Linked DNA regions of Mus musculus: regions 1, 2, 4 and 5 are each linked to region 3. A link is a loop called in an ENCODE intact Hi-C map of the cell type or tissue named here. Cell type or tissue: left cerebral cortex. All regions are shown on one strand. Links, peaks and the distances in the headings refer to the core of each region. The heading gives the core; the rest is flanking DNA.

Region 1 (5,962 bases), core at 190-5,189, 340 kb before region 3:
CAGCTTCGGTGTCCCGGTGGGGCGCGTCCCTCGGGCCGCCTCCCGCTCTCCCGCGGCTCGCGTGGCCGCGCCTTTGTGTGCTGCAGCCGCAGCTCCCGGGCTCGTCGGCGGCCCCCGCGCGACGCCCCTACAGTCCCACGGCCCGTGCGCTGTCCCCGGGCGCCCCCGGCCGGGCGTCCTCGACGGTGGATCGTACGGCCGCGAGGAGGCGGGTAGCGGCCCCGGCGAGTTCCAGCCCCGGCCCCCAGCCCCCGGCCCCGGCATGGATGTGAGGTTCTACCCCGCGGCGGCCGGGGACCCAGCCGGCCTGGACTTCGCGCAGTGCCTGGGGTACTACGGCTACAGCAAGGTGACCGGGCCGGGGGCGGGGGCCACCTCTCCATCCCGGGCGCGTCCCTCGTCCCGCCTAGCCTGCTGCACTTTCTTTCTGATCTTTCCTTCCCACCCGCTGGCTTCTCGGTGCGCCTTAGTCTCCGACCAACTCTTTTCGTCTTCTCTTTACGTGCCCTTTCTACCCACCTTTTTGTCCCTCTGCTGGCGCTCCCTCTGCCCTCCTGGTCCCCTCCCCCGCTCCCCCTAAAAGCTGTGTGAAGCGCAGTCCCGGGACTGAGCCGAGACTGGCGTGTGATTCTTTGTTGATGTTATTAGTAAACTCGATTGCAACACCCCTACTATGTGTGCATGGGGGTGGGGGGACACGCTACGTAGGGGGTCCCCGATCTCGTGGGCCAGAGATTCCATACCTTCGCAGCCCATCTCACCTCACCCACCCAGTCAGGAGCTGGTCCCCGGGAGCTTGGAGAAGATGAACAAACTTTATAGAGTGTGGCTGGGTCTGGGGTCTGGATCTGGGAAGCCTGAAGTTGCAGGATCCCAGCAGGTGCCTCTTACTTCCCCTGCTCTAGGGCGCTTTGGTCTACTAGACCAAGATGCTCGCCTCTTCCGAGTTAAGGCAGTGGGCTTTCGTATTTTATTTTATTTTGCGGAGGAGGGCGGGTTAAGTTTTTTTTCTTTCATGGAGATCAGAGTTGCAGCTCCACATCATGCCTCAGGGTCACCCCATCTTCCTCACCTCTTGCCGCACAAACTTACAGGAGTAAGCGATTCAGGTGGTCATAGGTGGACCTTGGACGCAGTCAGTGGGCTTCCCGGATCCGGTTGTCTACCTTGCCTACTGCTCCCACCACAGAGCTTTGCGACATAACCCTGAGGGCGATATTCAGAGAAAGAGTCCTGCGCCTTTTGATTGTGTGTGTGTGTGTTGTGTGTGTGTGTGTGTGTGTGTGTGTGTTTCCCCTTCCCCCTGCTCCTCCCTCCTCTCCGACTTTTCTTTCAAATCCTAGTTTGTTTATGATTGCTTGGATAACGGAGGAGGAAATACAGAGGCAGCCAAAAGAAAGGTGCAATACAAAACTAATGAATAAATAACAGGAAGAGGAGGGATTGTATCTAGCGCCGGGATAGTTGACTGTGCCCCTGGCTGATGGAGGTCTGTTCTTCATTGTTTATTCTCTTTTCCCAACTCCAGTGCTAAAGTTTGCAAAGACCACTGCAGTCTCACTGCCTCACTTCCCTGTCGTGGTGGGCAGCCCTGGGCCAGGCACCCAGGACCCTTCCAGTAACTCTAGGATGGAGGGGTGTTTTTAGTCCAGTGGTGATAGTGACCATTCACACTCTTCCAAAGCTGGGAGGAATGCCTTAAGCATCGAAAGGAAGGCTAGCAAAGGCCGAAGGCTGTATGTAGCCCGAGTAAAGGATCGGTTTCTGTCGTCTGATTTTGGATTTACTCAGGTTATTAAATGCTTTAAAAAGTCCCCCATGTATGCTCAGTCAGGGACTTAGGCAGCCTAATTAAGTATGTAGTGTTTCTGAGAATCCGCCTAATTGTTCCAGTGGGGTATTACTTATCTCCTCAGAGCTGAGCCTGTGTACGCAGCCCTTCTGTAAACTGGGCATGCTCTTATTTTTGGAAACCATTACCTTGTCTAATGTAACTACTTCTTTCTCTGATTTAAGATCCGCAACACTCGAATGGCATCCAAATAGAAACCTATTGTATTAAGCCAGCCTCTGCCATGCATGGCAAATCTCTGTTCACTGGGATCCCAAGGGTTTCAAGGGTCTGAGGAAATTGTGAGTGGTGTGTGTGTGTGTGTGTGTGTGTGTGTGTGTGTGTGTGTGTGTGTGTGTGTGTATCTCCTTTCATTTTCTGAGAAGGTTTATTTTTGAGTCAATTTAAACTCAGAAACTTATTTCAGGGAAGGTCTATAAAGCTTGAAACCAGACAGTGTTTGTCTAGATGCCCGGTCAACTTTGGCAGTGGGGAGAAGCAAGATCATTTGGAGTCTCCTTCTGAATCCTGTGATGGCCCTGAAATAACTTGCTTTAATAATTCAGCAGTCTGATGGTAGGTAGGAAGGTCTGTGGGGACCCAACTTGTAAAACTTGGAACCAGCACTTAGCATTAGGAGGGGTCAAATTGTCCTCATTGTAAGGTGTGTTTGCCTTTGCTTGTTTACAGGTAAAAATGGAAGTACCTTTAGACTGAGCCATAACACAAATATAGTATTTGTATATTCTTAATTTCTGGAGTGAAAAAAAAAGAGGACAGTTTTATTCCCCCATAATTTATCTTTGTGCAGAGAATGTAACAGAAGAGGAAGTAGTAACTTGATGAGTTCAGAACAGCAAAAGCTAATTACAGGTTGACAGCATTTGCTTCCCAGCTAACTTGCACCTCAAGTGGTGCTTGTTGCTGCTCAGGGTAGATTTATTGAAGACGTAAACCAGCATACAAAGACACGCGTTGGTTTCATCTGAAAGTACCTGGACGTATTAATCTTTCTTAAGGCTTGACTTTCGAAGACTTGTATTATCTCTTTAATGAGAAATGATGGATTACAAAAAACTATGTTTCTGCCTTTTCTTGTTTTAATGACCATCTGGGAAACTTCAGAAGACGTAGAACTCTGCTGCCAGGGCTTCCCAAGTGAAACGCTGGCGCTTATCTTTACATTTATTTACAAACCGTGAATAATAGGGTTCCATTCGTTTTCCTTTTTAACAAATGACCGGCGTCCTTTGTATAAATTACATGTGAGTGTATTATCTTTACATTCTGTGAGTATATGTGTCCTTTGCTAAATGTCAGCACTCATGAAAGTATGCTGCCTATGGAAAATGGATGAAAGAGTTTCAAGGGTTCAGAAGTCATTGCATGTCAGAGAATAACTTCAAATAAAATATGACCAGGATCATTAAAATCAGTTAATAATTCATGAATCAGTCGTTGATGTATAAACTTAAAGCCATGTCTATTTTCCAAGGGCTAATTTCCATTTTAATTTCAATCCACTGTTTGAAAATTTCTTGCTTTTCTTTTTTTTTTGTTTCTGTTTTTGTTTTTTTGATGTGACTGGAAAATTGAACTAAAATCTATATTTTAAAAAAGTGGGGGAAAGTCATTATGTTATTCAAGTGAGTTTGTGACTCACTGACTAATTTGGAGGTTCCCTTGGGTTCAGTTAATTTTATTTTACCAGCAAGAAAAGAATGCATAAAATATCAATTAAAATAAAGTTGTTGTGAGTCTGGTGTTCCAAAATCAGACCATGCATTTAACATGGGTGTGCATCCCACAGAAGTTGACTTGCTTTATGCTTTTAACTTTTTGTTTCCTTTTCAAACTATGGCTATGAACTTTTTATAACTTACCCAGATTAAGGCCTTGGTCATAAGCCTTACTCTCTCACTTATATGCATGATTTATGTGTGTTTTTATTGATCACTCTTATTGTATTCAGGCATACTGTTGTTTGTCCTTTGATGTCCGTCCTACTGGGCCTCTTCCTTGGCTAGCTTGAAGAATTCGAGAGCCTGGAGACTGGTTTGTTCTGTCTCTCTCTCTCTCTCTCTCTCTCTCTCTCTCTCTCTCTCTCTCTCTCCCTCCCTCCCTCCCTCTCTCTCTCTCTCCCTCCCTCCCTCCCTCCCTCCCTCCCTCCCTCCCTCCCTCCCTCCCTCCCTCTCCCTCTCTCTCTCTCTCTCTCTCTCTCTCTCTCTCTCTCTCTCTCTCTCTCTCTCTCTCTCTCTCTCTCTCTCTCGCCCACGTTTTCAAGTTGAAGAGATATGGAACAGGGGTTTGATGGTCTTTTCCTAGATCAGCATCTTATCTGGGCAGAAGGTTAGTTATGTCATTTCTAGTATAAGGCTGTTGAATTTTGAAACCACATTGAGATACTTCCATAATTACGACCATGTCAGGTCTTAAAATGAGATAGTGAAGCCACATTATGGGAGGGAAATAGGTTTTCTAAAGAGTTCCTAGCAGGGGCCATGAACTCAGGTATCTATAGGGACAGGCAGTGAATCCACATGAGGACAGGGTTTGTGACCAAGCAGAAAACACCACCCATTTAAAGGCATAGACTTGCTCAGTATTAATGAGAGTACTATCACCATGACAACATTTGGACCCTGTACATTCAGATATTTCACTTATCTTCTCAAGAGAATGATAATCTGGATTTTATGTGAAATATCTATAGTCTTAAAAGCAGACAGTGAATAATGAAAATAATTGCGTGGGACCATTACAATCTACTTTTGTGTTACTTTGCCACTTTGGTTTTTGGTTTATAAGTACAATAAGACTCAAAGAGTTTTGGAGGGCGGGGGGAATCATTTGTTGTAGGCATAATGTTCAATTATATGGGAAATTTTACTCCTCTGTCCAACAGTGTGGTCAGTGTCGTACTAGAGTGGACATAGGTAAAGACCTGGGTATTGTGATAGCTGTAAAGTTAACTAGACTTTGGGCAGAATGAAAGTTAGTTTGTACATTCATGGTCTGGGGGGCCTTCTACATCATATCAGATGTTAACACTAGCCATGCCCTAAATTTCATGCCATATGACAGTGTAGCTGGGTGGATGTTGATCAGTTGATGTATGTATATATTTTGTAGACATTTAATTATGTAGTAATTAGTTTTGATTTTATTGTTTGCTCTCCCCTTTATACACACACACACACACACACACACACACACACACACACACACACACCGCACAACTTTGAACATTATTACAAGCCATTGAGAAAATAGGCCAGACCACCCAAGCTGTCTGGCCCATAGTGACTAAGGAGTTGCCCAGTGGTCACAAACTAGAGGCCTACACATTCTCCATTCAGCAACCCAAATAGTCCCAACTGACCCCTGTGCTCAGTAGAGACAAGCACATTGTTGAGCAAAGAAAATTAATCTGAAGGATTTTAGAGTAAGCCTATGGATTTATATGGTCACGGTGTTCAAAGTATTTCTCTGCCATCCTCCTTCAGGGCACAAACTCAGCTGGAAGCTGAAGCCACTTGAGGAGTTACTTTATTTAATCACCACAGTATTTTAAAAAATAAATAACATGGCCTCAATTAGTTGACTGTTTGCATAGAAATACAGCTTCCAGTTTCTTCTTCTTCTTCTTCTTCTTCTTCTTCTTCTTCTTCTTCTTCTTCTTCTTCTTCTTCTTCTTCTTCTTCTTCTTCTTCTTCTTCTTCTCCTCCTCCTCCTCCTCCTCCTCCTCCTCCTCCTCCTCCTCCTCCTCCTCCTCCTTCTCCTCCTTCTCCTCCTCCTCCTCCTCCTCCTCCTCCTCCTCCTCCTCCTTCTCCTCCTTCTCCCCCTTCTCCTCCTTCTCCTCCTTCTCCTTCTCCTCCTTCTCCTCCTCCTCCTCCTTCTTCTCCTCCTTCTTCTCCTTCTTCTTTTTTTAATAGTTACAGATTTGGTAACACTAATTTTGTGGCCAGGCCATCTTCCAGAAGCACTTCTGAGGGGCACATGTGTCTACCACAGTTGCAAGATTCTCTACCTCCTTTCCAGCTTGGTTGGAGCTTGGAGTTTGAGGGTTTCTTTACAAGGAGATCTTATTAAGCAAACAAGGCATCATGTAGAAACCAAAGGAAATAAGGT
Region 2 (5,962 bases), core at 508-5,507, 490 kb before region 3:
GTAAGAGAGGGAGGAAGGGGCAAGCAGCCTCTTTTATATTGGGTCAGGCCTATCTGGCTGTTGCCAGGTAACTGTGGGGTAGAGTTTAAACAGAATGCTAACAATTAGAGTTTAGGGAAATGACAGCCAAGTCCACTGTAGAGAGACTTACCTGAAGGCTTTGGGATGTAGGTAGCAGAGATGTTTTCAGTATTCAAATAAAAAAATCGATCATGCCTGTGAATTTCAGAGGGAATGACCATGGTTTTGAATATTAGATCTAGTCTTCATTTGACTTTGAAGAAATTAAGCAACTTTCTTTCCTTCTTTTCTTTCTTCTAAGCCACCTTCTTTTGCCCCGTTTCTTTGGTTAGAAGGTTTCTGATCATGGTTCTTAGCATCTGGGGTGCCAAGTCACGCTGGAAAATGACTTAGAAAAGTAAGTGTGTAGGCCTCAAGCCACCAACTGTCCCTCCCTTTGTCCACAAGGGCCAAGAGAGGAGTGTAAGCCAAGATTTCCAGCTCAAAGACTGCTGGTTCAGGTTTGACATCTGCCCCTTTTCTGAAAACATATTGGGAAAATATCAGGCTCTGACGCATCTGCAGAGAACTCTGAAGTCACAGCTGACCACTCCTGCCCGCCCCGCCCCTCGCTGGGCGGAGCATCCCCAGCATTCCACAGCCACGACATGGTTAAGAGGAACTTCTAGCTGGGGAATATAAAATTTTAAATGGCACAGATAACGTCAGCCTGAGTTACTGTTTTCAGAATGACACAGATGTTAGGATAAGGGAGCATAAATGGAAATTAAAGAGAAACAAATTCCGAGCAGATGTCAGGAAGCATTTTTTTTTTTTTCATGCGGAGAATCACAAATGTGTAGAATGGCCTACCAGGCTTGATTGTTAAGGCGAAGACACAGGGGACATTCGAGAGCTGATCAGATGGCATGGTGGGGGAATTAAGCAGTAAAAGAGGAAATGAGCTTGCATATGGCATCAGGCTTTCAGGGAGCCCTCCGCAGTGTCCGTGATCTTGGAGAGTTGCTGTTACCGCACTTACCTTGGATAAACACAGAGAATCTCTCTGCTTTCTGTTTTCACACATTGCAACAATCTCAAAATGGTTATTTTCACATCATAATGATGACATTTACGGAGTAAACGAGATTGGGGGAAGGAGGAGGGGAAGGAGAGAGTGAACACACACACACACACAAATACAGAAAAAATGTGTGTGGCAGGGGAGAAGGCAGAAGAGAACCTATCCTGGAACCCCCCCCCCCCCCCCCACTCCTCAACCATTATCCCTTTCTTTCTGTATCTCCTGGTAAGGGCATCATGGTGGTCAAGATTAAAGAACAGAAAACATACCAAATACCACACATGTGAAGGAAGGAAACTGACGTCAACTTTCCCCAGCTCCTTGCTGAATGGAATTTGAACTGAGGATGGAGATCTAGGCTTCAGGGTTGCTTCTCTTTCTTCTCCTTGTGCCCTCAGAGCAGTCCTGGGGAGACTGTAACCAGGTGCCCTTTAACCGGGTATCACCTGGGGGACATAGCTTATGATAATAGGGACAGAGACAGAGGGAAGCAACGACCCTGTGCCTCAGGGGAAGGTGGTTGAAGATAAAAAGTCGACTAAAACCTCATTAATCTGGACCGTGCTAATTTAGAGTATATGAATAATTCAGACCCTCTGGCTGGGCTGTAGTTTACCTTCGTACTAGATATGGTAAAAAGGTTTGCTAAGCAAATTAATAGTGTAAACAGGACGGAGGGCAGGGAATATATAGCCTATTTAAGAGAACAAACTGTTTTCACATATTTAGCAGAACCATCTGCACAGGGACAATGAGTAGGTCAATTATAAGTAATCCTGGCTTCCTCATTAATCCCAGTCTGCTGCGTGTCCATACTTGGCTGAGTTTTTATCAGCATTAGCGGAAGAAAATGAGCAAGAGTGGACCTTCTTGATAGTTTGGACTCAGTAAGGCACAGGGTTGTTTTCGTTACCTGTCTTTTCATAATTTACTTCGGACTCCTATGACTTCAAAGTTATCCGAACCACCTTTCTTAGACCCTTCTTGTGCCTTCTATCTGTTGTAGTTGAGGAGATAGAAAGATTAACATGGAGAAGACTGTCCTGGGTAATCTAAGTACAGAGGCAAGCATGGACTGCTTCTCTGGGCAGGTTCATGGCTACTTAGCAAGAGCAGGTGCCCCACATTAGCAAGTCTAAATTTAGAAACTCTGCAAGTAATTACGCTTGGACTTGGGCAGGCTGCATCTTCTCTCTGGGCACCACTTTCTACATTTATAAAAGGGAATCAGATCAATAGCATCGCAAGCCTTCCAGTTCAGCTGTTCCGTTGTTGCCGTTTATTCTCTCAGCGACAACGTCTCTTCAGTGAGAGTATATCTAGTGATGCTTGTGTTGTCTCGACCGAATGGAATGGGCGAATGAAGTGCAGAGCACACCATAGCAACAAGAGAGGGAGGTGGGGCGAGGAAGGGAGGGAGGGAAGGAGAGAGGGAGGGAGAGCAGAGAGAGAAAGAGAGGAGAGAGGGAGAGGGGGAGAGAAGGGGGGTGGGGAGGGAAGGAGGAAGGGGGAGGTGTTTGAGAGAACGGAGAGACATCTGTTGTCACAGGCTGAGAAGTAGCTTCTTCCCAGTCTCCCTTGGGACATACTCACTTCTCCCCGCTCCCCACACCCCAGCCCACCATCCTCACCCATAGAAGCCTTCGTGCCCTTCCCCTTCTGTACAGACTCGGTCTTACCACCTTTCCCTGCCATCAGCTTCTCTCCACTGCTCCATTTCTTCTTGAAGCAGAAGCCGGGTCAGGGCGCTGCCTGAAGTTCAAGGGGCTGCAGGTCTCAGTGACACTAGGGTTGCCATCGCCACCACCCTGAAGAGTTGTGCCCACGCCACTGCTCCGGTGCTGCAGGTGGGCACGGAGCAGCCTCCCATGTGTTTGGCTTCACACTTGAGTTTCTATCAGTCTCTCATCCTGCTGGTTGTTGACTCAAGCTAATCAATTGAATATCGATTTCATGTACAATTTCCACTTAAGCGGTTCTCAAATAATACTTGGTCAGTGTACATTTAAAACCTTTGCCACTGAAAGAAATCAGCGTCTAGGCCCTTCCAGAAACAAACCCTGCCCACTGCCATGCCTCACGGCTTTGTCTGCAGTTGGATGAATGCGTTTCCCTTCTTAACTGTGTGTTTGATTTACACTGCCAATTTTCTGCCCTGCAACTGGGAAACTCAGTAGCAAGATCTCTTTAGAGATCTGCAAAAAACCATGTAGGTCTCATTGGTGCGTACAGTTGTCTCCCTAATTTTTCCTGTGTTTTTTTTCTTCTTCTTGTGTGGTTTATGAGGTTACCAGTGTTCTGAAAATATAGAAATTCCAGAAACAAACATGTTCGTTTAAATAGCTTTTATGGCATTATGTTATCATAATTAATTTGCTTTATTAGTTGTTATTGTTAATATCCCCTCTTCTTTATTTTAAGAGACAGAATGTCGGTGTGATAGCCCAGGCTGCAAGCCCTCTCTCAAGTCAACCTCCTGCGTACTGAGGCTATAGCATTTCATCATAGTGTGTACATACAGGGGAAAGAATCCGAGTACGGGTACAGCACAGGGCTGCCTGGTTTCAGGCACCCAGTTTACGGAGTCTTGGAACTTGCCCTTCACTTACTGGCCCTACCTTCCCAGGTGTAGATTAGAGACCTTATGGGAAAGGAAAGAAGGTTAGGAGACTGTTGGGTCACACAAGTGGGAAAAGGGTCTTTGGCCAGAGCTTCCAGGCTTGCTACACGTCCCAGGAGGGCCTTGTCTCCCAGGCATTGCTCAAATGGCTTCTATTCAACTCATCGGGCTTGGAAAGTCAATTTCTCCAGAATCACCAACCTTGGTTAAGTCTTTGGTTAAAGTCTTTCTGAGTTCAGTTGACATCCCTACGAGCAACTGCTGTGGTGGCTAGGGAGCTGGGCCAGCGCTGCTGAGCTCTGGCCTCTGTCGGCCTTGCTGTAGTTCCCTTTCCTGCTCATTGGCTGCATGAGCTCTGGCTTCTGGGAAACTCTTTCTGCAGAAAAGTCCCAGAGCTTGTCTATTCCCTGGAGTAACTAGCCTTGGTGAGGGGCCAGGCATAGAGACCAAGATTTGCAAATGGCAAATATGGCCTGTAGATGTATATTATTCAGTGTGCATAGTGTCTTACCTCCAAATAAGTAAATATACAAAATTGGTATATAAAATTTAAAATATCAGATAATTTGGGACAACAGATCCTACATCCATTCACAGCAATATTCACTAGTCCTGAATAATGGTTAATTCTTCATATATCACCCTGTTCCCCCAGTCCCCATAGCTTCCTATTGCCTTACTACAGTCTTGTTCGTTATATAACTTGTAAACCTCAGTATACACTCTCCCCTGGAAGCAGTTACTTAAGAATGAAACACAAATTCATGATCCAATGAATGGATTGATAAGGCTAAGTAATTTTGAGACTTTATTTACTTGGAAATCCCTGTGAGTCATGGCAGGCTTGGAAGTTGAAGTGTGAAATGATTAATAATTAAGAACTGATATTGGCCAGGGAGACCCTGGAGCCTCTGAAACAATTCTGGCCATTGCCATTTCTCTTGGTTACCCATCATAATTAGATGGTAGGGCTCTATTGCTGAAGACACTACCCACTTTGGACATATAACAGAAAACTCACCAGGAAACTGTGTCTCTGCTTGACGGCTTATGCAACACCAGTGGGTGCTCTGAAGGGTCCTGCAAGAGAAGACACATCAATGGTCTTACTCAGTACTGAACCTTGTATGCTTCAACCTGACCTGTTGGCAAGGTATCCCTATTAACGCATAGCAGCATGATGGTTATGGGGACAACCTGCCCCTCTTTTTGATCAGTTATGAGGCTGTTCCACAGGAGGGATTTCAAGCTTGGTATTAAAAGCCCATGACTGGGGATCTCATAGGCTCTGGGGAGAAGGTGTGTATGCGAGACCTACTGTTGTTTTGCTAAATGGTCACATTGTCACACTGTACCTTAAACATTTATGGTTATGCCCATAGGTTGGTGTCACTCCCAGGTTTGGCTAGAAAAGCTTCTTTTTGCAGAGGGGTTGATGGATGCAGAGACTCAGTATTGACCAAAGTGCTCAGCATGGATAGGCCATCTGTATCAATACCCAAGGCTCAGGGAACTTTATTGAAGGGGAGGTGGAGAGAATTTACAAGATGGGAAGGAGAGCTGTGAAGTGCTGATTTCTGGGCATGGTATGGCTGTCCGCATGCATCGATTCACAGCTGTAGTGGTTATCTTCTGTACACAATCTCTGTACATGATCAAGCCAGTCAAAATTTTAACATGAATAGAGGACAGGCCCCTGGCTCCTCTCCTCCCCTGTAACAGGAGGAGCTATTGGCAGTTGATTACTGTTGATGGAGGGAGAGTCACTCTCATTTGCACACCTGGCCAGTGGCAGGATGCTTCTTCCCAGTGCATGAGCACACATCCATGTGCCTATGGCGAGCACAACAACAACAACAAAATAAAATAAAAATAAGACATGAGGCTGGAAAGAAGATGGCGTGAAGGATATGATTAATATAGACTTCATACATACATGGGATTTTCAAATAATGAATAATATTAAAACACAAGGAGACCTGAAACCCAAAAGATGCAGAATTAAAATTTTCAAATAATTTGAAACAGAGGAGCAAAGAATCAATGCTGTCCCTCTAATGGTGCTGTTTATTGTGGCTGGTCTTCCCGTGGGCTTCCCTAAGAGAGGGTGTGGCATCACAGCTATGGCTAACTCGGCGGTACTTCCCGCCTGTGGGATATGCGTCATCACATGAATGACTTGGACTACTCAGTGTAGAAGGTTAGGCTTTGCAGTTACCAGGTACCTGTACGACCTGGAGGATGATCCACAAGGCATC
Region 3 (5,962 bases), core at 289-5,288:
TCAGAAGAACTTCAAGGGTGGAACCAGATTTTTTGTGTCATCTCCCAGAGGCTCTTGGTTTAACATGTTGGAGATGAGTCCTTGCCCTGTTTTGCTCCTATTTCTTCCAGGACAGATTTGTTTATTTGCTATTGGCTTTTTCCTCCTGAGGATCTGAGATGCCATAATAATTGTTAGTAGAGCTGGAGAGATGTCTCAGAGGTTAAAGCTGCTTGCTGCTTTGGGAGGATCTACATGTATTCCTAGCCCAATGTCAGGCAGTTTATAACCAACTATAACTCCAGCTCCAGGGGACCTGATGCCCTCTTCTGGCCTACATAGGACACCTGTGCATACACGCATGCAAGACAATGCATACATGCATGCAAGACAATGCATCCACGTAATAAACAGGAAAAGAAATCTTTAGAAATGAAAAGATAATGATTAATGAATGCTTAATAGGGTAACAAAGAGCCACTTTCCTTTAGATAGCTTCTATAAGGGACAATAGCTCAGCAAGGCTTCATGGCTGGAGGAGGCGTAATGAGGCCTTTCTAGAGCTACCTCTTTAGAAGTTAGGCTGGTGTAGGAAGAGGGTCACAATCCACTCAGCCCAAGGCAATCCAGACTTACTGCTCTCCCACAACAGTTACGGATTATACCCACCCCCTTGCTCTCATAAGTATCCTGGTTTGAGATGACATGGTCACTCCATGATGTGCAGGAAGCTCAGACCAGTACGTCCATTTTACAGACTGGTTTCTGCTGGTCTTCTCTTGCTTCACAGGTAAATGGGGAACATCAACAAAACTCTAAGCTTCCCTCCAGAAACTGCTGTCCATTTCTGGGCAGGGCTGGCAGTCAGAAGTAGGCAGAGGTTGCCTTTCCAGTTTGGGAATTAATTGGTAATCCATGTTTCCATAAGCTTTGTTTGTTTATGCTTAGCAGACTTAAAATCTAAACCCCAAAACTCTTTTCTTGTCTTGGGGATGTGTAGCCCAAATGCTAGCTAGAGCCTGGAGCAATAGCTTTAGTGCATGGCAGATCATAAGAGACCAGGCATGACTCGGCTCATCAGGACCAACTTGTATAAGCAACTTTATAGACTCTTTAAAAAGGAATTGCACGATGTGATAGCAGAACATGGTAAAAATTTCCACCTTTTAACTCCTCTGTTGGATTTACAACATTTCCCTCAAACCAGTTTTATGTGAACCCTTTCAGACCTTGTAAATGGAAGTCTGTGTTTGCATTCATTTATACCCCTGTGCTTTGAAATGAAAAATGTCTATCCTGAGTTACTAAATAAATTGCTATCTGTATTTTCTAGCCACCCCTCCCTTTTACCAAATGCATGTCTGCCTCGTTATGTTTTCTTCCTGGTGTGGGGTACCAAGCCTAGTACCTTTTGCATGACTAGCAATTTTGATACCACCAGCTTTAGTTTAGGTTCTTGTTTTTCTGGTTTTGGTGGGTTTTGTTGTTTTTGTTTTTGTTTTTTAATTCTGTGGTATTTTATAATATGGGTATACTTAAGTATATGGAAATGATTCCCTATTGGTGGATATTGAGGTTATTTCTAATTATCTGTTATGTCTAATTATTAATGTCTCAGTGGATGCTTTCATACTGTCATACATATATGAATTTATGTGAGATAGATTCCTAGAAATAGAATAATTAATTTTATTAGCGTGAGTATATGTGTGTACGAGTATGTGATTGTGGATTGTGTGAGTTTGTGTGAGTGTACATGTTTGTGTGTGTGTGAGTGTGTGTGTGATTGTGTATGTGTGAGTATGAGTGTGTGTATGTGTATATGAATGTGTGTGTGATTGTGTATGTGTGTGTGTGAATGTGTTTGTGATTGTGTGTGAATGTGTGTGATTGTGTGTGTGTGTGTGTGTGATTGTGTGTGTGTGTGTATGTGTGTGTAAAACCCATGCCACAGTGAGCAGGTAGACACCAGAGGACAACCTCAGATGCTGGCCCTCACCTTCCACCTTGTTTGAGACAAGGTCTCCAGCTCACCACTCAGTATAAGGATGTCTGGCTTGTGAGCTTCTGGGGGTGAGGGTGGGGGTGGAAGGCTGTTCTCTTGTTCCCACCAGCCACCACACAGTAGGAGATCTTGGGAGTTTCTTTTTCCCCACTTCCCACCACACAGTAGGAGCTCTGGGATTTCAGACACACCTGTCCTGTGAGCTAGGATCTGGAATCCTGTTGTTAGGATTGAGCACCAAACAATTAGCTCATTGATCTGGCTCCCAAAGCAGGATTGACAGATTTTATTAGCAATTGGTAAATTGACATCTTAAAAGGACTCTTTTCAGTTGCGTGTCAACTTGGAGGGACTTTCCATGATTTGAAGTAAACTTAAGAGTGAAAGCAAGGTTTCAGGTGTAGGCTCTCCCAGCCTATGTGCACCTTTGTCGTCGTTTGGCAGTTATCCCCTGACCCTGCAACTAGATCAACCTGAAGCAAACGGAATCTTACTTATGTAGACACTTGGTCTCCATGACCTTGTGTTTAGGTACTGAGTGATTCCTTAGACTGGGCTACCGTCCAGCCATGATCGGCCCTGATGGGAGAACACTTTTATCCCTCAATCTATAGAAGCTGAATTGGACTTACTGGGATTAGCCGGTACTGATGGACTTGTTCGGCTACTTTAATTATCCTTCCAATGAGAGCTTTTCCCCAGACTGGATTTTGAATCAGAATGAATGGCAGCTGGAGCGAGATCAGCTAAAGATCTCACGGAAAAGGTGCCCAGGAGCAAAAGCTCTAGCCTAAAATAGATAGAAAAGACTTAATTTTCTAAAAGAGAGGGCATTTTCTGAGGATTCACATTAAACAGGCAGAAAAAGAATTGTTTTAAATTGAAGAATTGTTTGTTCTAAAACCAGCCAGACTGTCCTGTACTGAAACTTGCTCCCATAAAAAGCCAAAAGTTAACAAAAGGATGAAAGCTGGGGAAATTGAGGGAATTTGAGAGCCGGGAAGACAAAGGCTGGACAAAATGGTCCTCACCAGCAACATGTCCTCTGCTGCTCTCTGGTGGCCATGTGCGGGAGTTAGGCGTAAAGCGGTCTTAAGTTCGTCTTCCCTAGCTGACCTGTAGTTTGTTCCTCCTACACCCAGCCTGTTCTCTCACAGAAGGCAGAAACAGTGCTGTTTCTGCCGCAATGATGTACACTAACAGTAGAGAGCGAAAACGGAAGGAAGCAGGAGTCATCTGCCACGTAATTCAAGGCAGTCTTTTATGTTCAGCACCAACTGTGCCATATTCTGCGCCCAGTACCGGAGGCGCAGGGCAGAATGAAACAGGACTGCAGCCTTAGAAGAGATCCCAATATAGACGGCAGTGCACAAATAATCGAGAGAGCCAACCGTATGAGCAGCAGTTGACAAGATGTAGGTTCTTGATAGCAATTCTCAAGTCAGATTGACATTGCTTGCTGAGAGCTTCCATTTGCTCCCAAATAGAAAAAACAACAAAAGAAAACAAAAACACCCCACATTCTTGTTTTAGAGTAGAAATGATGTTCTGGGGGAATGGATGTTTTCTTTCTTCCCTGACTCTGTTAAACACTGGATTTGGGACGCTGACATGGCACGCTATGACAGTTCAAAGTTGAAGCCTTGGTTTGAAGATGAAAGCCAAACTGTGTACATGAGTTTTTTTATTCCCCAGCAAAACACATTGCTCTGTGAACAGCAGCAGAATGCAAGGCTCTGTGGAGGCTGATGCCACACCACGTGCAGCAAGGTCAAAGATGGTCACCTGGCCTTTTCTGTGGGGATCACTAAGGGTGCAGGTTCCTCCCCTGAGTAATTCTAAGAAGCCCTCTGTATTCAGGGATACCTGGTGGAGCTAAGAATTCTTGCTCTTGATAAAGCTGTAGGGTTAAATTTATAGGAACTAATCCATTCTTTGTGTTAACCAAATAGCCATAGAGGGTTGATGTTGGTATAGAGCTCTCTTACCAGTGTGTAGACGTGCGTGTGTGTGTGTGTGTGTGTGTGTGTGTGTGTGTGTGTGTGTGTGTGTATGATGCAAGAACCTGCATCCCATCCATTCCGGGTTTTCTAAGGTAAGATGGCTCTTTTGTTCCTTTTCCTTGTGACTCACATGTTCAAAACTCCCCTAACATGTAAATGATAAAATGGCCACTCAGCCTATGATAACACCAGAAAAGAACACAAAGACCGAGCTGCTCTCTCGCTCTCTCTCTCTCTCTCTCTCTCTCTCTCTTTCTCTCTCTCTCTTTCTTTCTCTCTCTCTTTCTCTCTCTCTCTCTCTCTGTTTCTCTCCCCATCCCCAGGGTTATCAAGGAGATGGTAACATCCTGAAGCTGGTGACATATTGTCATGATAGAGAATGCGGCCATTAAAGAGGAAGGTGACCAATGGGACACTGTGAAGGCAATGATGCATGAACTCCTGGACCCAGCCATATTTGAACCATTACATATAGGCTTAATATTCCAGTTATGTGAACCAATCCATTTCTCTGTCTATTGCTCAAATCAACACACCCTGCGCATATCTTAAATAAGTTTAAATATCTTAAATAATCGACGGGGCTTATGTAGAGGTGGGTTTCTGTTCCCTACCTTCATGCAGCTGTAGGCTTGAGTGATTTCCATGGGTACCTGCTAGTCTGGCTATCATGCCTTGAGAATTATTGGCTTAGAAACCTTCTTGTACTTTCTCCTGCTTATTACCTAAACTAAGTGGCTTGATAGCAGAAGACATTTCCTCATGGGGGTGAGGGGATCTTGGGGAAATTACCGGAAGGGGCCCCATCATTTCGGGACCCATCTTAGTAGGTTTATTTTGTTTTATTTTTTTTTCTGCTCACATCCTACCCCCCTTTGTGGTTAGAGGCAAAGCCAATAGAGTAGGTGACAAATGATCCCGAGCAGCAGGACTAATGCGTGTTTTGTCAAAGACTTAAAACGCACGCATTGAGAAAATGCACATTTTTTTTCTTCACTCTGATCCAGTCTGTCAACAAAATGCTTTTCAGGAGAAACATCAAAGCCATTTCATCTGCAAATTTCATTTTTTCCCCCGGAATCCCTTAATCTACACTGTTGACAAAAATTTCTGTCAAGTGCCTCAAACCATTGTATTAACAAATCTCGTTTTGTCAATCATGATTTAGGCTGCTTGCAAATGCGTTTTGCAATATTCCACTCTATCCTGCAGGAAGAATAGCTCACAGTCAATGCCTCAATCTTAATACTGAAAGCGAATGAAGAAGGAAAGGAGAAGTGCTGCGGAGCCTGTTCGTTCAGCTTCTCCTTTGGATGTCCCCATGCGTTTCAAGTAAGGGTAGCGCGTCTGAAACCTTCCCTTAGCAATGTGCGGCTGGGGAGACTGAGGCCATGAGCTGCTGAAGGTACATGGTTCCCATTTAGTGTATTGTCTGTGAATACCAGCCTTGCTGTCTTTTCCTCTGAGACAACTCACTGTGCCTACCACTGGTGGCTCCCACACCCGTTTCTAATACCCTCCCTGATTATGAATTCAAGAGGATGGTGTGCGTGCACATATCAGTGTGTTTAGATTTCAGTGTATCTTTGCTTCAGCTATCACACCATGGTGCCGAAGATGGTCACCACTGTCTGTCCAGCTGCTCAGAGAATATCTAGGGGTTTCTGCTCAAAGAGGAAGCTATTTGGGGTGAGCTCAAGCTTGAGACATCTGTCTTCTGCTTGGCTTATCTCTGAACTCTTCATAGTGGGATGGCAGAGAGGGGATGTTGCAGGGGTCCCTAATAGCGCCTGACATATGAAGTTACTAAGTTTTCTTGGTGAGGGATGTCACTATGGCTACCAAATTATGATGGAGTAGACACTAGTTACTGCAGAAAACAGGTATGTTAGGTTTAAGTGTTAGGGAAATGTGAATCCTGACTCTCTCAAAATAGCTACTAGATTTGAGATGTCACTGTTTATTTTTGTCTCCG
Region 4 (5,962 bases), core at 399-5,398, 500 kb before region 3:
CCAAGCTTTCCACCCACTTCTAGTGTGTCAGTCTCCATAGGTCTATGTGAGTAACTGGGTCCGCTGATACTGGAGGTGAGAACAGGCCCAGCCAATCAGAGTCTGTTTCTTTCCTTTGCTATGATACTTGGTTTCAGGTGAGCCAGGCCAGGAAGGGCAAGAACTCTATTTTGGACATTGCTGCATCTATTGGGAAAGAGGAAATCTTGTTTCTTTTTGCTCTAAGCTGATGAGCTTCATGGTTGGCCACCGACTATCTGAGATGGAAGCCAATCACAACAAAGCAGAAAGGAGATACGGAGACATTGTGGGAGCACCTGGTAGAACACTCCTGGGCCTGTTTCCATGGACACGTTTCCTTCTTCCTCGTCTAGAGTAAGCTCTCAGTGTGCCATTTAAAACTGAAGTTGCCCTGCCTCTCTCACACCATCCAGGTGCTTCATTCAGGCAAACTGCTCGGTGACAAAATGTGTTGATGAGTTTATCAACTGGTACTTAGGCTAGTCTTGCTCTAACTTACTGAGACTGACCAGTAAGGCAGCCCAGAACTGAGTAGGACCTAGAGTGAAGCATAGCTATTCAGGACAGACCATTCCCCGGAAAAGTTCTGTGTGGATGCCACAAGTAAGCACCAAGAGTTTCAGCAGCTGGCACCCATGCTGTCTTGGTGGAAGAAGATTTAGAACTCTGTCTCTCAGAAGACACAGTCTCCAAATGGGTGCCCTTATCCTTGGAGGGGTGCCAGCAAGGACTTAGGAGGACCGTTCCCTTTTCTCCTAGAGAGAATCTACATGACCTTCCACACAAAGTTGTCCATGTTAGTCTGAGAGGGCCACAGAATCACTGATACTCGACTACAGCCCCCTGGATGTTCCAGATCAAACACTAAAGGTTTCAACAGGGGATTTCTGGTTTGTATTTCAAAAGACACCCCCCCAACACACACACACACCTTGTGAATGACACATATTTGCTGGTTAAAATTTCTAAGGACTTAGCATGTACCAGAGCCTGTACTTAATAAATATTACATTATATTTTTACAATAACCCTCTGGGGGTAGATGTTGTTGTTATTGTAACTGCAAATAAATAGTTCCAAAAGTTGAAAAATTATCTAGCTTGGTCAAGGTCGTATGGTGTTTTCACTTAAGCCTAGGAGACAGAAGAGGCCGTGTTCTGAACCAATCCTGTCACTCTGCATAAGTGACTCCATTAATGGGTCACAACAGTCATCAGCCCGTGCTTGGCATGCGCATATCCTGCTTCAGTACACCGTGACTCACTCTAATCCTGTGTCTTCCTGGAGAGACTATGAGGTTAGATTGGACTCATTTCCAAATTTAGTGAGTCTTTAGTTTATCCAAGATTTTTCTCTGTATGGGGAGCATAGTTAATATATTCATTTTTCCATTTTTTCCTAAATTGTAGAGAATTAAAAAATGAAAAGTCATCCCTGTAAGGATTTAATGTAACAAGAGAAAGTGGTGAGTGGGTAAGGCTTAAAACCTCCCCCCAATGGGGGCTGGAGAGATGGCTAAGTGGTTAAGAGCACTGACTGCTCTTCAGAGGTCCTGAGTTCAATTCCCACCAAATACATGGTGGCTCAAAACCATCTATAATGGGATCTGATGCTCTTTTCTGGTGTGTCTGAAGACAGTGACTGTGCACTTACATAAAACCAAATAAATAAATAAATAAATAAATAATCCTCCCCCAATGACTCCCAGTATAGTCTAAAAGGATTTGGGTTTTAAATGAGTAGACAGGCTTTTCCATAGATTACCAGTCACTACAGAGCAAATACACTTTTTACTATTTATCCAGCTTTACTGAAGTATGATTGACAAATAAAAATTGTGTCTACTGAAGGCATACAATGTTCTGAAACACACATATTTATTATGAAACAATTATTATAATCCAGCTAATTGACATATTTAGCATCCCAGTTTCTTTTCTCCCCTCCTTTCTTTAGGGTCTAGCTACCCAGTATACCTTAGCCATATAACACAGTGTAACTAGAGTCACAATGCTTTTGATTTTTCTTAAAAAAGAAAAATGTACGTTTGTTTGCTGGAGACAGGGTCTCACTGTATAACCCTGTCTAGCCTGGAACTCAAAGAGAATCACTGCCTCCCTAGTGCAGTGCTGGGATTAGAGGTGTTCGCCACCATTCTTGGTGTGATTGCTTGAATATGAATAGCCCCCATAGGCTCATTAGCCGAGATAGGCTCATATATTTGAGTGCTGAGTCATCAGGGCATGGAACTGTTTGAAAGGATTGGAAGGATGAGGAAGTGTAGCCTTGTGGGAAAAAGTGTATCAATAGAGATGGGCTTTAAGATTCCAAAAATGCATGCCAAGCCCAGTCCTTGCCCACCCCCACCTCTCTCTGCCTACATCAAATGGAGATGTAGTTCTCAGCTATTTCTCTAGCTCTTTCCTGCACTCTGCCATGCTCCCCAACATGACAATAATGAACTAAGCCCCCCGAAACTGTAAGCAAGCCCCTATTAAAATGATTTCTTTTAAAAGAATTACCTTGGTCATGATGTCTCTTCATACCAATAGAGCTAAGTGACTAAAGCAGTTACCATATGTTATTTAAAAGCAAACAGATAAACCCAGAATCACGTATGTTGATGTTAACATCTGTGGTACTTAATGCAATCTACTGTGGTTGTTTTGATAGCTACATTTACTCCACAGATCTGGGTGGTGTATTTCTTTGTCATTCCCTGAATTGGCATACTTCCATGGTTTCTACATTTTAAAATTATTTAAAATCTCCTTGCAAAGATTAAACACACACACACACACACACACACACACACACACACACACACACACACACGCTTATCTAACTGGATATTTGGACTACAGAATTGGAGAACTAGGTTGCATCTCTAGACTAAGGTAAATGCATAGGAGACGTTTGTGGTGTTGTTGGATTCCAGTGATTTGTGATTGAGCCTGCTGTGCTTGGCTTTTTTTTTCTTCCCTGCCTGCAGGGACACTCTGTGCCTCCTTGGTTGCTCTGGTTGTCACACTCCCACTGGAATCTTCTTTACATTCAGGAGCTCATCTGAGCCCATTTCCCTTGAGCAGCCAGGGGCTTACATTGGCAGATTTGGAGCCAGCTTCATGGGCCCTGTGCCTCTCTCCTGTGTGCACCTGCAGTGTGACATCAGCTGCTGCCCAAGCAGGCAGTGACTGGTACACACTCAGTGGTGCCTGAGGCCAAAGGCAGAAATCATTGTCTGGTAAGACTTCTAGGGTGATGTGTTTATAAAAAGATAATGAGAGAAGGGGATATGTTCTATGGAGGTGTGATGAGATACGGGGGAAGGGGGAAAGGGTGCCTCCGAGGATTCATGCCAAAGCATCCCTACCCCTGAGGGACCAGACACATGATGGTATAGTATAGAATAGAGTTTATTCAGGGCAGAGAGAGACAGAGAGAGAGAGAGAGAGAGAGAGAGAGAGAGAGAGAGAGAGAGAGAGAGAGAGAGAGAGAGAGAGGAGAGGAGAGGAGAGGAGAGGAGAGGAGAGGAGAGGAGAGGAGAGGAGAGGAGAGGAGAGGAGAGGAGAGGAGAGGAGAGGAGAGGAGAGAAGAGAAGAGAAGAGAAGAGAAGAGAAGAGAAGAGAAGAGAAGAGAAGGAGTAGAAGAGTAAAGGCCAGTCACGAGCATGTGTGTGGGGGAGGGAATGGGGGGGAAGGGAAGAGCAAGAGGGCAAAGAGGAGCAAGAGATCGAGGAGGGGGCAACCAACCCCTTTTATAGTGGGTCAGGCCTACCTGGCTGTTGCCAGATAACTGTGGGGCAGAGCTTAGACAGAATGCTCACACAAGGAACCTATCATAATGGTGGCCTAAGATGAGGCAGAAGGCTTAAAACCTTCTTAATCCATTCATTCCTTTACCAGCCATTTCCAGAGCAGCTGAAAAAAGCCAAGCTCTGTGACTGGGGTTAGAGGTTCAGTCACGACACCCCTGTTCATGACGGACACCTTGATGCTTAGTAGACATGCCTGTGTTGCCTTTGGTTTTATGTCTTGAGAATACTTTAGTGTGTGTGTGTGTGTGTGTGTGTGTGTGTGTGTGTGTGTGTGTGTGTGCGTGTGTGTGTGGTGTTTTAGAAACCAGAACAATTATCCTAGGTTGGGTAAAACTATCTTCCTCTAAAGAAGCAAATAACGTTCCATACAGCCATTGTGACACCAACAGTATTATCATGGTAGAAATGCCAAGCAAATCGTGCTAATCATTTCTTCCTTTCTGGTTTTCCTGTAGAGTTGTAGTTTCCTCCTCTTCTGAGTAGGCCCAAAATCCCCATTTCTCCAGGCATGGCTGATAGGCTCAGAATTGAACCTCCAGCTCCTGGTCTGACTCAATCTTGCAGAGCTGGCAGTATAGATCAGGACTCCAGTCAGGCTCTTTAAGGCAGCTTAACTGAGCAAGAATTAGGATGGTGGATGTGTGTTCAGCCCTATATGAATAGTTAGATGGAGCAGGCAAGTTTAGATTACGGAGAGACAGAATGAAGGTGGCAGATGTGACTAGGAAAGACAAACCTGAATCTCCCATAGGAAACAGAACTGGACAGCTTCCTTCATGTGGGGATTCCAAGATGAAAAGCTGCTTTTGAGTATGGCTTCCCTGAGTCTTTCTGAGACCACTCTCACAAAGCCCAGCTTCCCTTTCTCCTACCCCCACTTTCTCTTTATCTCCCACTCCCTCAACCCTCCTCTTCATCATTCCAATAACCCTCCACATCTCTCTGACTGAGGCAATATTCCCCCTCCCCCTTTGTACTGTTGAGAAAAAAGGCAATAGAGACACTTCTTGTCATCCTGTCCCCAAAGGCTAAACACAATCCATTCTTGGGAGACATATTCTGTTTGACTCTCTGTCACTTCTCAGATGGCCTGATTGTTTTGGAAATGGGCTGTGCTCTGGCCTGGGGACCCTCTGGGGAAGGCTCAGCTTGGAGGATTCTTGGATCTATTTGTTCAGCAATTAGATTAGGGGGCTTTAGAAAGGAGAGACTGGGTAGTCACTCCTCAGTGCTCTCTGCTGGGCCAAGACAGAACCCACAGCAGGCACATCCTGTAGACCCTTTCCTGGAAATGTGACCCAGCCTTGTAGAGGCTATATATTTCTCACAATGCATGGGGCCATGCATTTTAAACCCAGATTTGTAATTTTTATCCCTTTTCTAGTAATTCAAAGTCAGTGAAGAAATTTGCAAAGGTTTCACATTCCAGGGTAGTAGACAGGGCAGTGCAAGAGGACAATCCAGAGAAGCACTGCTTGCTGGTGACTGGTGACTAAGAAAATCCAGAGAAACGAAAAGCAATGTAGCCTCCTTGAGTCACGTGGTCAAACATTTAAAACTTGATTGTGCATTCACTGTTCCATGGCCTATAACAGCTCCTGTTGAAGTGTCCAAGGCTGGGCACCTCACCAGTGCAGTTCAGCATCCACATCCTTTCCCTGAAGCTTGACAAGGGCAATGGACAGGGAGCCTTCAGTTGTCTCTCAATCCCCGGTTGCTTGGGTCTCAGCCTCTTATCCATCTCTATCCATGCTGTGTGTCGGGACAAAACCCTCCCCACCCCCTTGCAGGTCCAGCTTGGATGCCCACACCCCTGAATTCCTGGGCCTCTAAGCCCTTCCCAGCCTTTCTGGAGCGCGCTGGCATTTTTGCACAGGGTGCCGAGCAGCAGGGAACTCAGGCTGGCGTTAGGCGGAAATCTGTTTTTTCTTTGTCTTACTCGTCCCCTCCCCCACCCTTGCTTTAGCTAGGCGCATTCAGCTGCGTATAAATTAAGCACGTTCTGGTGCTTTTGCCGGTCGCATCTGGGATATTCTGGACATCTCTGGTATCTGCTCTGAATTTATGAAACCAGTAATTTACTGCTCCCAGCCTATGACGCCCGACATTGTCACTGTTTGCTTA
Region 5 (5,962 bases), core at 406-5,405, 240 kb before region 3:
GCATGACCCCGTTGACATGTAAACCTGAAAGGAAAAAAAATCCCCATTTGAGAATGTTCTCCAATATTTGGGCTTCCACATTGTTCCATGTTCCCACCATTGAAAGAAGCCAAATCAAGGCCTTTTTCTTTTACTTGGTGGTCACAGTAGACTAACCTTATCCTCATGTTAGCATCAAGAGAGATCATTTTTCAAGTCTGCTGTAAAAATAAAAATAAAATAAAATAATAAAGGCTATTTTCACTGCTGGTAAAATGTTCCTCTCAGAGCTTGAACTCCAACAGGACAGAGGATGAAAAGAAGCCTTGGCTTTGTTGCTGAGTCAAACCTCAGGCAGCACCAGGGGTTTGCAGGGGGTGTTGGTTATAGTCTCAATTTAATTTCAAAGAAGAACCTTTACAGACAGGCTGGCGTGTGGACCCACACCTCACAGCAAAGGAATGATGATGCTCTTTTGTGAAATGCCTCATTATCCCTAGCACTTGTATAGCATGCTGTACTTTGCAAAGCAGTTTACCATGAATGACTTCTTCCATATCTCAGCCGGGAGTTGGGGGTGGGAGGGGGGTGGGGGGAGGTTAGAGTTAACACGTAACAGATGAAGAAACTGAGGCACGGAAAGGAACTGAGGCTTCTTCCCCTAATTATTCCCAAGAGGCAGAGGCACAAAGTGACAGTGGAAATTCACTCTAGTGTCCTGTTAATTCTACTCGATTTCAAGTACTTGAATATCCATGGCATTTGTATGTGTGTTTATGTATTAGTGTGTAGGGTGTGTAATGGATGCTTGTGGGTATAGATGGGTGACAGAAATCCATCACAACACTAAACAGAGTAATTAATCCATGTTTTCCCCATGGCTAGGCAAGCAGCAAGCCAGAGCAAGTGCCACCTAACCCATGTTCTCAATGGGGCACAGTGCCACATGGCACTTTATTTTGGTGTGAATACTTTCCAGTCTGATTGTTTTCGCTACCATCCTGTCTTTCTGTCATTATTTTGTATTCTGGCAAGTGGCTTTGACTTGTGTTCAAGTTATCAGGACACTAGGTGCCCAGCCAGTGGCAAGGCGGAGTCTATATTGCTTCACATATATAAGGAAGAGGAAGTTTTGAGGAAGATGGTGTAGGGTGACAGTCAAGTGGATGTGCATTGTTATTCATGATTTAGGGAGCCCAGGGAATTGATCTGCTTAATGTGTTAGGGTAGAGCAAGAATGTGTCCCTGGCAGCAGGCATCCTGCATCACCCTTTAGGAGTTTCCACTCCATCTCTGAGAAATATATGCCTTTGCTGGGTATGAGGAATTCGATCCAACTACTTGTCAAATGCAATATATGACTCTTGTCAACAAATTTTATTATTGTCTTGATTTTAAATAAAGGACTAAAAGTACCTTGTAACTGGTCAATTGCCAAGATTGAGTAGACTGGAATTCTAAACATACCTACATGGAAGGCCAGCCATGAGCATTCTGTGAGCTTTCACTTGCTCGATCTTTGAGTGACTTATCTAGACTCAATACCAGAGTAGTTATTTTGAGATCTGGGTCTTGGGTTTATTTTCAGATTTCTGCCCTACATTTTGTTTCCAATCCATTTGCCTTGCATCCAAGGATATTGTAACCAAGAACGATGTGTTTTGATAACATTTCTTGTTATATGTCACTGCTGACATCCCTCTAACATGCAGGGAGAGTCTTAATTTTCCCTTTGTCACAATGAGTAGAAATGATGACATGTCCTAAACCTGCCTTAATTGGTAATTTGCAAATTTGACACAAGATCTTAGTCCAAATTACTCAGGCCTGCTGGGCTGCTCCTCGCCCCTTTCTGCCTGTTCTTAATCCTCTCCTCTGTAATTGGTATTGAGCACGTGGAGCCCCTGGGGACAAATAACAGCATCTGAGGAAATTACCTACATACAGTCTGACCTCTTGTGTGCTTTTGGATGCCAAATTAAGACATCCGTCTTTGAATGGTGGGACAGTTACCTGGAAGAAAAGACACTATTTTTTCCATAATAACATTTTTATACACCGTGCCCAAGCGCTGGCACACCTAGCTGGCAACTTGTTAATGATGATCAGCATTGTCTGGCCAATAAACCTGAGTCCAACCACAGTTATTTCCAAAGCAGAACCCGATTCCATGCCTTCGCTCTCTAGTCTTTCCAACCCTTCCCATCTCCCAAAGTGGCTTAACTCCTAAGACCTTGATTGACAGGAAGACCAGGACTTCTGTCAGTGAACTATTACAAGATTTAAATATGCTCAGGTTTGATGATCGCATTTGCTTTTAGATCGTCAGAAGCCCCAAAATAGTTGCCCGAGCTCCATCAGCTGCTAGACACAAAGAGCCAATCCAAACACAATGCATTTGAGACTGGGTACAAATGGTCTTTGGTGGATTCAACTGACTTTCTTCCTGCTAAGGTGTTTCTGTTCGTTGGTAGAGTGTGTCTACATTTGCACTCTGCTGGAAAACAGCTGGCCGTTTGTTGGACAAAGCAAATAAACAAACAAAAACAAAACGAAACAAAAAAACAAAAACAAAAACAAAAAGCAAGCATTTTGCTGTTATTCTCTGGTTCAGCTTCTTGAGTAAAGTTTCTAGTTGTCTTGGACAAGAACTTTTCAGAATTTCGTTTTAAGCAGCTACATCCCCCCTTTAAATAATTTTTATGGCAAGGAGCAAGCTTCATCTGAGGTCTCAAGGTGCAATCTTGCCAACATTCCACAAGGGGACTTTGAGGAAGTTCTACTGTTAGCTAGCTTATCTTCCTGAGTTCTCCCTCCCTCCCTCCCTCCCTCCCTCCCTCCCTCCCTCCCTCCCTCCCTCCCTCCCTCCCTCCATTCCTCCCTCTCTCCCCAAACACAGGAAATCAGCAAACTCTGCAGAACAAAATGCATTCCATGCAAAACAAATTGTGCAAATCTGGGCCAACGTTCTGGGCACCTGGGTCATGGTGCCTGCAATGAGCCTGGCTACCCTGGTACCTAGCCGGTAAGTCAAAGACAAGAGTACACATAGCCTGGGAAGATCATCTGTATGAGGTAGCTAGTAGGGACTCCAAACATCAGCCATGAAACTGGCTGGCCGCAGAATTAATAAGCTGCATTTGGTAAGTCTGTGTTCTTAGGGTAGCTAAGAGTTTTATGTTTGATACAGATGGTGTTTATGTAGAGTTTGCGAGCTCAGCGGGAGAAGCAGTCGTAAAACAGACTGGGGTTTGGTACAGTTAGCACAATTAGTATTGTATAATTGAATGCCATAGCTATTATATAAAAATATTTTAAGAAGTAGGCTCTGCTCAGACTTCCACAGTCGTCCTTAATAATAAAAGATGTGATGTAAACATCGTAGCATATTCTATGATGCTGTTTACAAACTTACTTAAGGTTTGGCAGAGTTACAAACCTTGTCTGGGCTCTTTCTTCAATTGGTAAAAGCCAGTTCCTCTCAGGTTCTGTAGCAAGCTCTGTTTGTAGTCACCTGTGAGAGCTCAGAAGCCAGCATCATCAGGCCACCCACATGAATGGGTAGATGTAGATAGCAATATTTTAGCATTTACAAGACATAGAAAATTGCAGACCACTCTTTGGGGAATGCCATTCCTCCACACCAGCAAAGGAAGCTTAGAGTGACCCAAATTGTGACAAATGTCACATCAGCATGTGCTTACATTAATCTTTCTCGGTAGAAATGATGAATTTAGAAGATTTGGTTATTAGATACTATTTCTTCTAATAGAGGAATGTGGTGAGGGTGTGTTCCTCAAGTCACAGCAAGCTTCAAAACAACCCTGAAGAAAACTCACTCATTAAGTTTTAAGTAAAAGTTCCTTTTAATTATGTTTATAAACACATCTTTGTTCCTGAACAAAGCAAGGGACAGCAGTGGGTTGGGACAAATGGCTTCAGTGGTAGCCTTTTAGATTTGTCTGTGGTATGAGCATGCGTGCAGGCACGTGAGCGTGATGTTTATGCTTGTGTGGGTCAGAGGTGCACGTCAATTGTCTTTCTCAGTCACTTCTTCACTTACTTCTTTTTCTACTTGAGACAAGGTCTCTGCCCCTAGAGCTTACAAACTGGGCAGGCCTAGCTGTTCTGAAAGCCAGGGCTTCTCCTATCTTCACCTCCCCATGGAGAGTGTCTCTCCTGAAACAGTCAACCACACTTAGCCTTCTCGATGGGTGCTGGGCATCCAAACTCGGGTCTTCATGTTTGCTCAAGAAGCATTTTCTTTATCACTGAGCCACTGCTCCAGTGCCGAACCCTTTTCTCTAAAATTCCGTGGATGGTCGCAAGAATCCTTGCTGCCTCTTGGTCCCTCTTCCTCAGTGAACTCTTTCCTTGAGACCCAGGACGACTGGTAGGCTTTGACAACTGGAGGCAAACACTGTGGCTAACATTCTGATTTTTCACTATTAGGACTGTGGGGTGCAAAGAGTATGTGCTGTGTGAACATTGCTCTTGTTTCTGTGATGTCTGATGCAGAGGAATGAAAGAACATGGAGAGCATGACTAGTCCCAGTTCATCTCCAGGTGTCCTTATGACAGTACCCTGGGATGTTTCCCTGCCTGGCCTCAGCAGACAGGACATCTTGTGCCTTAGATGTGAGAGGGTAAGAGTAAGTCCCCTTCTTATGTTGGAGACCAGTGCTTAATGCTCCAAGCCCAGATGGAAACAACCTGTTTCAGCGGGTGCTTCCGCATGGCCCGCTGGTTCAATAGGAGGAGGGAGGGGACAGATGGCTTTAGTACCTCTATGCCTGACTCTGTAGTTCCGGCCTTTCAGAGATTCTCAGCTGTCTCCCAGTTTCCTGTGCTTGGAAAAGAGCCAACAATGCTCCTGATTCAAGGAGAACAGCGACGCGTACAGACCTCGGGAATCAGCTTCCCCCGAGGAGGAAGGTGCTGTGGCTTAGTGAGCAGGGATGCTTGGGGTTTGGCCCAATTAGGTTTCACTCAGATACTCTTTATTTCCCCCCTTGCTAGCACACATAGACATATGCATATGTATCTAGGAACCGTTGCATTCGGCCTTCGTATTGTGACTGTTTGATTATGACTGTGCTGCCCCTTCGGCTTCACCAACCTAACTTCATTCTGTAGTATGAGCAGCCCAAGAGCCTGCTAAGAAAAGAAACAGTTGTCCTCTCTGATGTAGCCTTAGTATTTAGGGATTTCTTTCAAACGCTGTAGCTTCCGCCATTAGTCCACTGTGAATGCATTACCTATTAATATTTTCATCTTTTCATGCCTCTTAATATTGTGTCCTCCATGAAAGCTCTATGAAATAGATTATTTATCCAACTTCTTCCCCTTTATCCTGGCAATTCATTGGCTCACACATAGGCATAATATTACCCAATTGAGCCATTCACTCAGCAAATATTTGCATGGATCCCTGTCTTACAGTGTTATATTCTGATAGGGCATGCCGTTTCAGTAATTCCATATTTGAGGCTTCAGTGAAATGCTACAAATAGAAATAAGCAGGGATATATAGGGTATCAAGATGTGCTAGTTTGTATATCCTTGGACCAGAGAGTGACACCATCTGAAGGTGTGGCCTTGTTGGAATAGGTGTGACCTGGTTGGAATGGGTGTGTCACTGTGGGTGTGGGTATAAGATCCTCACCCTAGTTGCCTGGAAGTCAGTCTTCCACTAGCAGCCTTTGGATGAAGACATAGAACTCTCAGCTCCTCCTGTGCCATGCCTGCCTGGATACTGCCATGCTCCCACCTTGATGATAATGGACTGAACCTCTGAACCTGTAAGCCAGCCCCAATTAAATGTTGTTTTTTATAAGACTTGTCTTGGTCATGGTGTCTGTTCACAGCAGTAAAACCCTAACTAAGACAGAAGTTGGTACTGGAAGTGGGGTATTGCTGTGATAGGCCTGACCATGCTTTTCTTTGAAAGAATGTGGATTTTTGGACTTTGGATTTGGAACTC

Evidence for each region. A loop is a pair of places that touch in the nucleus more often than their neighbours do. Peaks named below come from ENCODE experiments on the same cell type or tissue, not always from the same donor. Only the 100,000 strongest peaks of a DNase experiment are listed, where the experiment ranks them.
Region 1: it touches region 3 in a loop (10-fold over the local background); 11 of 42 quality-filtered maps call a loop at or near these places.
Region 2: a loop joins it to region 3, with 2.2 times the contacts of the local background. A loop is called at or near these places in 4 of 42 quality-filtered maps.
Region 4: it touches region 3 in a loop (2.4-fold over the local background); 4 of 42 quality-filtered maps call a loop at or near these places.
Region 5: it touches region 3 in a loop (2.6-fold over the local background); 2 of 42 quality-filtered maps call a loop at or near these places.

What each region holds. Positions count from the first base shown.
Region 1 is chr8:90,342,250-90,348,211 of GRCm38, reverse strand. Tox3 (TOX high mobility group box family member 3) reads left to right here. Exons shown (of 7, transcript NM_172913.3): 1 at 1-349. The coding sequence starts at 263. Among named protein-coding and RNA genes, the nearest start is that of Tox3, 3.0 kb to the left of the region's middle. In left cerebral cortex, for the core only: a CTCF peak has its summit at 208; a DNase peak (open chromatin) is centred at 382; H3K4me3 peaks cover 1,717 bases; H3K27ac peaks cover 1,029 bases.
Region 2 is chr8:90,487,680-90,493,641 of GRCm38, reverse strand. It overlaps Gm35797 (a long non-coding RNA gene), which reads left to right and starts at 2,593. Exons shown (of 5, transcript XR_879075.2): 1 at 2,593-2,931. In left cerebral cortex, for the core only: no CTCF peak of the experiment used is centred there; DNase peaks (open chromatin) are centred at 799 and 2,509; H3K27ac peaks cover 941 bases.
Region 3 is chr8:89,998,177-90,004,138 of GRCm38, reverse strand. No RefSeq gene overlaps it. Among named protein-coding and RNA genes, the nearest start is that of Gm24212, 330 kb to the right of the region's middle. In left cerebral cortex, for the core only: a CTCF peak has its summit at 3,040 (motif pointing left); a DNase peak (open chromatin) is centred at 3,049.
Region 4 is chr8:90,496,617-90,502,578 of GRCm38, reverse strand. No RefSeq gene overlaps it. Among named protein-coding and RNA genes, the nearest start is that of Gm35797, 8.5 kb to the right of the region's middle. In left cerebral cortex, for the core only: no CTCF peak of the experiment used is centred there; DNase peaks (open chromatin) are centred at 1,244 and 3,063; H3K27ac peaks cover 590 bases.
Region 5 is chr8:90,237,519-90,243,480 of GRCm38, reverse strand. No RefSeq gene overlaps it. Among named protein-coding and RNA genes, the nearest start is that of Tox3, 110 kb to the left of the region's middle. In left cerebral cortex, for the core only: no CTCF peak of the experiment used is centred there; a DNase peak (open chromatin) is centred at 3,104.